Linked DNA regions of Homo sapiens: region 1 is linked to region 2. Evidence: chromatin contacts called from ENCODE Hi-C or POLR2A ChIA-PET data. All regions are on one chromosome and are shown on one strand. Each heading gives the region's core, a stretch centred on a gene start or an enhancer-like site at or near the end of the contact. The rest is flanking DNA. Distances are from core to core; before and after follow the strand shown. Region 1 has its middle 87 kb from the start of BUB3. Region 2 holds the start of FAM24B (family with sequence similarity 24 member B).

Region 1 (3,809 bases), core at 821-3,320, 360 kb before region 2:
ATAGCTGCACTGGAGAGAGTCCTTAACTCCAGGATTTATGAAGACAGTGAACTTGCTTGGTTGAGAATTCCTGAATCCTCCTGGTGGGGTAAGAATCTTAGGTAGTGTGCTACACAGTGGATTTACAAGAATTAATATTCCCCAGACAAATGCCCTACAATGAGGTTCCAAGATTACTTTCTAGCTCATTCTGCCCCCCCGAACACTTGGAAACCCTAAGTTAGGTGTGGCTTGTAGAAGGTTCTCTGCTGGGGTCCCTTCTGATTTATTTTCTTCTAGATGCTCGGCAGCCATAAGATCACTTGCCTGCCCCTTCCTTTTAGCACATATTTGTAGATTGAATGTGACTGTAGTCAGCACTCATTCTCCTAGAGCCATGCTAGGAAGCACCCCTACCTCCACTGTCCACTTTCCCTTCTTAAACTAAATCGTGGCTACACTGACAGAGCAGTCCCACGGCTTGGCAGCCCCAAGTGCGTCGTGCAGGGATGTGATCATCAAGCTGCTGGAGAAGCCAATGAATTATTATCCTTGGCATCTGAAGAGTGGCATAAAAGTTGTTTCTGATGCTCACATCCATTTCTTGAGACAATGATATTTTGTTGGCAGTTTTAGGGTCATGCTAAAATAAAAACAGAATCCAAATGAGGAGACCCAGCCATGCCACTGTTAAGAAGAATGAAACTGGAAATTGGAAGCACCAACTACTGTATGATGGGGGACGGTGGCGACTTTTCTTCCAAGATCAGGACTATGCCCTTGGTCCTAGGTCTCAAGAACGAGGTGCCTTTTCCCTAACTCCTGCCCTTCCCCACTTAACCCATAGACCTTTTCCTCACTTCTCCCTTTCCCTAAATCATTACCCTCCAGCTCCACAGGAGAAAGCTCACCGTCGTTTCTGAATGCAAACTCACCAACCAACTTGATGTTTAAATTCAATAGTATTGTTGAATTAGCATTAATTGGTGCTAACTTTTTGGAGGGAAATTTGATAACATCAAACAAAATTTGAAATAAACAAACCTTTCAATTCAGGAATTACACTTCTAGAAATTTATCTCACAAAAAACTTACAAGAGTATACAAAAAAGTTCATTGAAGCATTTGTTGTTATAGCAAAAAAAAAAGAAAAAAGAAATTGTCAACAACCTCAAATATCTATCAATAAAAAAGTAGGTAAAGTACAATGAATTTCCATAGAATCACTATGGAATGTATATGTAGCACACTCACAGCTTAAAATAAGTAAATACATTTTAAAATAGCATCTGTAAACACATCTATGATATGGATGCATGTGCCCACCTGTAATGCACAGAAAAAAATCTCTAAGGTAGAGACCACATTATTCCACTGGTTATCACTGAGGAGTAAGAAAGCTAGGAGTAGGTAAGAGAGCTCATTTTTTACATCACTTCCTGCTGTATTGGTTTATTTTTTACAGTGAGCACACATTCTTTTGGTAACAGGAAATTATCACGAATGTTTCAAAATACAGTTGTGCTGGCTAAGTGTTGCTGTTGCCCGAGCCACAGGATCTGAGGAACAGAACCCAGGGCAGGAAGGAGGTGCCAGGGCAGGAAGGAGGTACAGGCCAGTGCAAGCTCCTCAGACTCCCGGGGTGTAAATGGGGATCATTGTGGTATCCACATCCTAGGGTTTCTGTGCAGATAAAATGAAGTCATGCCTACGAAGCCCCCAGAACAGTGCCTGGCACGCAGTAAGCACATAATGTAATAAGTAGTAGCTGTTATAGCTGGGGCTGTTGGTGGTAACACTGCTGCCCAGAGACAGCCACAGCAGTCATGAGCCTGCATTACAGCAGTCTGTTGTCAAGTCTGGGTCCTGTACTAAACATAAGAAGATCAAAGGTGAAACAAAGTTCATCTCAACATCCCCAGTGCCTGGGACACTGAAGGATACACTAACATTTGATGAACAAATGTATGGACTGTCAGGAAATATGTGTCGATGGTAACTGAACTGGAATAAATTGGTCTCCACCAATAAGCAAACAGGCAGTTCCTATGACGTACCTGTACCCAAGCAGAAAAGCAGAGAGCACAGCCCCACCCTCCAGGTGCAGAGATCAACACATCTGAAAAAAAGCTAATGAGGAGTAAGTGACATACAGAATTACTTAACCACTTCCTCCTCATGGCCCCTTAGCATCTTATATACACCACTATCACAGTTCTTATGGTTCCCAGGAGCTTCTATTTCTTGAGATAGAAACGTTAGACCCTTAGTGAGCACTAGCTATGAAACAGGCCCTGTGCCAAACTGTTCATACACATTAGTTCATTTAATCCTCATAGCAAACCTACCATCATTGTCCCTGCTTTGCAGCTGAAGAAACTGGAACACAGAAAGGTTCAGTAATTTGCCTAAGATCACACAGTAAATGACAGGGCCAGGATTTGAACTTGGAAGAGCATGGTTTCAGAGTCCAGGACCTCCAATATTACATATTATTGTAGCCATTTAGATAGCAAGTGCCTTGGGGGCTGGGTCATGTCTTAGCGACCTTTGTATCATCAGAACCTGGATCAGAACTTGGCATGTAGTAGGTTCTGAATAAATATTTGTTGATTAAACAGGCTCAGGCTATGCTCACCTTTGGCTTAAAATGGAGTCAGTTTTCCCCACTGCCCTGTCCATCTACTGCCCAGAGCACCAGCCTTGGGTTCATGTGAGCAAGCCAGCCTCCCAGGCCCCAAAGCTGCCCTGGTACCCTCCGATATCTCAGCAAGTTTCTCCAAAAACAATTCAGCTCAATAGCCAGCCAGCCCACATTGGTGAGAGATTCTAGGCATAGCTGTCACTGATGAAAAGATTATATTTATGTCTTGAACAAAATCCATTCATTCATTTAAGTACCCAGAGTCCCCCAGAGAGTGTCATGAATCCACCCAACATGCCCTGGCTCTCGACTTTGTGTCTGCATCTTTGATTTAACTGATGGATGTGTAAAATCACAGGTGATACACACAGCCAGACAAATCCCAGGTGGCCCATCCAAAGGACCAAGAGCAAAAGTTATTCCAGTTGAGATCAGTGGAACTTGGATTCACAAAATCCCCCTGGAGATCCTCTCTCTGGCCTTTGATGATGATGATGATGATGATGATGATGATGATGACGCAGAAACATGGGGGCTTCCAAGGCTGTACCTCCTAGGCATCCTGGGGAAAGGAGCCCATCAGAACATCTTCTAGGCAGCTTAGCCCCTGCGCCCGAGGCCAGCACAGTTCCCACATTACACATGTAGTCTTCCCTCCATACTCTGGGACTGCTGCTCACTCACTTAGAAGGTTCTTTCTTCTCTCCTCTCTCTTTCCTGTGGTTGTTTTTATGGTAGCACCTTTCCTAGACATCTATTCACACCAGAAGTCTAAGGTCACCTCCCTTGAGAGGCCTTCCTTGATTTCCAGGAACCTTACTATAGTTACTTCTCAGAGCACTGAATCTGTACCTCTATTATAGTATTGATCAGTCTGTTCTGTAATTATTTACTTCCCTGCCTCTTCTCTCAGCTGTGAGTCCAGCACCAGATCCCTGGAGCCCAGCATTGAGCCTGGTACATGAGGGGCATTCAACAAATATGTGCTGAGTGAATTAACATCCACAGCCTCCCTGAACTTCATTTACAGGGAGCTCCTTTATAAGCACTTGCCACTCTCTTAAATAGCAGATGCTTATGTGTGTTGCCTCTCGGACCAGACCACAAGTTCCCTTGAGAAAAGATTATGTCTTATTAAATTAAATCTGCTGCCCCTAGTACTATGTGGCACATAGTATGTGCTCAA
Region 2 (3,283 bases), core at 735-3,234:
TATAAATTATCAGTTTAAACAGCTGCAGTAAAAAAAAATTGTTTCCAGGCCATTACTTAAATCCTGAGATTCAGTTTGCCTGGTAGGGGACAAACAGTTGAGATCCCTTCTCAAGTGACCTGGTCAATAACCCTGTGTCGTGTATTTATTATTTCCAATATGCACAATATGTAAAATAGTTGACGTTTTGATTTATATTAAGGCGCGATTAGTGTAGAATGTTCCTATAAGGGACTAGGGAAAAGATCAAACTATAACACATTGAATATGGACTAAATAGGCTGGTGTGGCACCACCTTGGGCTTGTAGGTTCCTTAAAAAATATGTGATCAAAGTTTCAGACTGACTGTCAAATTAATTTCTGGAAAACAGACCATTGTGAGTTTATGGAGAGAGTCAAGAAGCAGCAATAAGGACTGCACTCTTGCCTGGACACTTTAACTAGTATGACCCTCTCCAGGCTCACCTCTCCTTTATTAGCTCTAAATTTCTGCATTCCTAAAAATGAGGAAGCTGAACTAGATTGCCTAGAAGATGCTTTAATGGTCTAACCTTCTATGCCATAGTAGGTTTTTATCTTCTCTTCTCTAATGTAAACATCAATGTCAGAGAGTCAATCAATATTGCAAAAGGTGAACAGAATAAAGACACCAATTCAGGAGAACACTTTCCCGTGTACAAGTCACACAACTGTCATCCAAGACAGTACAAACATTCTTGCCCCTACTGGTTCCACAGTACTCCTCTCCTAAGTACACTTCCATATTTCTTGCTGAACTTAAAATGCCAATAGAAGCGATTTCTTCACCTCCATCAGGGCCACACCTCAGGTAAAGGAAGCAGGGGTTTTCATCTTGGTTGTTCAATCTTCTCTTCTAAATCACCAGATTCTGGCTGAGAAGAAAACAGGTGAAAACATCACACAGTATAGTTTCTGAACATGGCTCAAAACCCACTTGTTAGGCCATGAGGTTTATTCTAACAAATGCTCAACACAGAATTCATAAGGAAATGGAGGCATCACACATCAGGGCTTCCCCCTCTATTTTTTCCTCAATCATCAACGTTCTACTCAGTCCCCTGCAATTGATTCTCGGATACATTACTGGACACCTACTGTGTGCACAGGAGTAGGAGCAGAACACAATAGAAGACAAAGTGTATCTTTTTCGAAATTAAGTCGACGGCGGTCGTCTATAGCTGGACTTTTTACACAGCCTGTTTTGGTGGAGAGGAGGTGGCTTGTTTGAGGGTAGATGGGCGGACTGACTTTGATAGCAGCCCTGACGACCCGTCACGCCTGACGGGGACGTTTATGAAATTCCAAGTCCTGGTCACCTTCCCCCGCTCATGCCTCGGGGCCTCGGGTACTTCCCGGCCAGACCTACCCCGCCTCCGCCCACCCCGGTCCTCGCCTCCACCTCGCAGCCCCGCTCCCCCGCAGAGACCCGACACCAACTGCTCTCCTGGATCCCGGACTCAGACCCTCACGTTCCCCGAGGAGCGCGGCAGTCGCCGAGCGCAGCGACCCGGTCGCCGGCGGCCCGGCGCACCGTGGCGCAGGTGGCGCCAGAAGCTCCTCCCAGTCGAAGTCGCGGGCGCAGACACGAGCCCGGGTGAGGAGGCTGTGAGTTAGGGCCCCGCCTGCGGCATCCCAGGAAGAGGCAAGCGTGGGGCGGCGGGTGAGGCCCCCGTCCTCGGACCGCGTGTCCACTGCGCCGCCTCCTGCCAGGCCTCTCTTCCAGTGCTTAAGTGTCGGCCAGTGCAGCGCAGAAACGGGCAGGCAGAGCGACTCCCGGCTTACATCATTTCAAATGCCCGCCGCTTCTGGATTTGGTGAGAACCTGCACCAGAGAAACGCATGCGCATAAGCCAACTGGACTCGAGAGGCGTTCAAACTTTGCTCAGGAAGCGCTAAAGAGCGGAGCATGCGCACTGGCAGGCCCTCGCTCAGCCTTTGGAGACCATGCGCAGGCGCGGTGCACTGTGCGCGGGCACCACGGCGGTTTTTCGACGCTGGCGGTGGACGCAGGCAGCATGGACCACGGTTGCTGGGCGGATGGGGAGCGTCTATGGTCAGGTAGGTGTCGTCTCTTCGCTCTACGCGATGTGCAGGACCGACTCCTGACCTCGTTCTTTCCCGAGTGGACGCCAGGGCCTTTTCTGCCTCCACTCCGTCGGGTCTGCAGCATTTGTGGCAGCGAACGCGGCGGAAGCGCTGTCCATTCGGGTTAATTTTACTCCGAACTCTCCCTGCCTCTCTCATACACATTCTCGCGTTAGAGGGGAGTTGAGGTAGATATTGAACGGCGTTAGTGGTGGACGCTGGGCCACACGGGCCTTCCCCAGGTGCCATCTCATTTGATGCTCCCTGATCCTACGGCGTTGCCAGGACTATGCTGGATGCCCTCGTGACAGAAATCAGAAGGTTGAGAAAGATCCCAGGTGTTTGGATGGAGCGGTCGCCTGAGGGAGTTTTCCAGATGCCCCATGGAATAGGAAGTAGATCTTGCCTCTTTCTTCCTTTTGTACTCCAGATGCATTCTAAGTTGTGTACACCAGACTTCCTGTTCTTTATGCCCAGCCCATTGTAGTCATAAGTTAACTTTGATACATGTCATCATAATTGGACAGTCTAAAGGAAAATAGGCTTTTTAGAATTACCTATCTGAAACTTCATGAGCAAGATCAATACTATAAGCTGGATTTTGACTTCCTTAAATAAGGCAGAAAGCCTACAGCATTTTGTCGTCTCCCCTTTCTTTCAATCTCGTATGTTCAGTATTATCACCCAGTCTTGTTTTATTTTTGGTTTTTAAAGAAAAACTTCCCTGTCTTTCTCCATCTCTGCCTCTCTGTTTTGAAATACTAGCTTTCATCGGAACAATTCCAGGAGTTTCTTTACTGGTTGATAGTCATTATCTCCTCACCTGCGTTTCATTTTCTGCACTGCCCTCTAATCTTTTATCAATTGTCCTGATGCTTGATGCTTTCTGACTGAATCACCATCACCATTACTTTTTTTTTTCTTTTGAGATGGAGTTTCAGTCTGTCACCCAGGCTGGAGTACAGTGGTGTGATCTCGGCTCCTGCAACTTCCGCCTCTTGGGTTCAAGCGATTCTCCTGCCTCAGCCTTCTGAGTAGCTGGGACTACAGGCGTGCACCACCAGGCCCAGCTAATTTTTGTATTTTTAGGAGAGACAGGGTTTTGCCATGTTGGCCAGGCTGGTCTCAAACTCCTGGCTTCAAGTGATCCGCCCGCCTCGGCTCCCAAAAGTGCTG

The links. Hi-C counts contacts between places; a loop is a spot of excess contacts on that map. ChIA-PET counts read pairs that join two places held with the same protein, here RNA polymerase II (POLR2A). Pooled maps may share reads with other maps.
Region 1: a map of CD4-positive, alpha-beta T cell shows a loop between it and region 2 (5-fold over the local background). The contact joins the enhancer-like site here to the promoter of FAM24B in region 2. A Hi-C loop is called at or near these places in 3 of 168 maps with a recorded cell type or tissue (CD4-positive, alpha-beta T cell, CD8-positive, alpha-beta T cell and naive thymus-derived CD4-positive, alpha-beta T cell) and 5 of 50 pooled maps. POLR2A ChIA-PET finds 5 or more read pairs at or near these places in 1 of 52 experiments (CD4-positive, alpha-beta T cell).

What each region holds. Positions count from the first base shown.
Region 1 is chr10:123,239,777-123,243,585 of GRCh38, reverse strand. No RefSeq gene overlaps it. Among named protein-coding and RNA genes, the nearest start is that of BUB3, 87 kb to the right of the region's middle. Within about 2 kb of position 2,070, at least 3 of the 41 ENCODE cell types and tissues checked have a DNase peak (open chromatin) inside an H3K27ac peak, as active enhancers do; they include CD4-positive, alpha-beta T cell and CD8-positive, alpha-beta T cell, where a contact is called at or near this core.
Region 2 is chr10:122,878,282-122,881,564 of GRCh38, reverse strand. FAM24B (family with sequence similarity 24 member B) reads left to right here and starts at 1,984. Exons shown (of 4, transcript NM_152644.3): 1 at 1,984-2,080. FAM24B-CUZD1 (FAM24B-CUZD1 readthrough) reads left to right here and starts at 1,924. Exons shown (of 11, transcript NR_037915.1): 1 at 1,924-2,080. It also overlaps the pseudogene C10orf88B.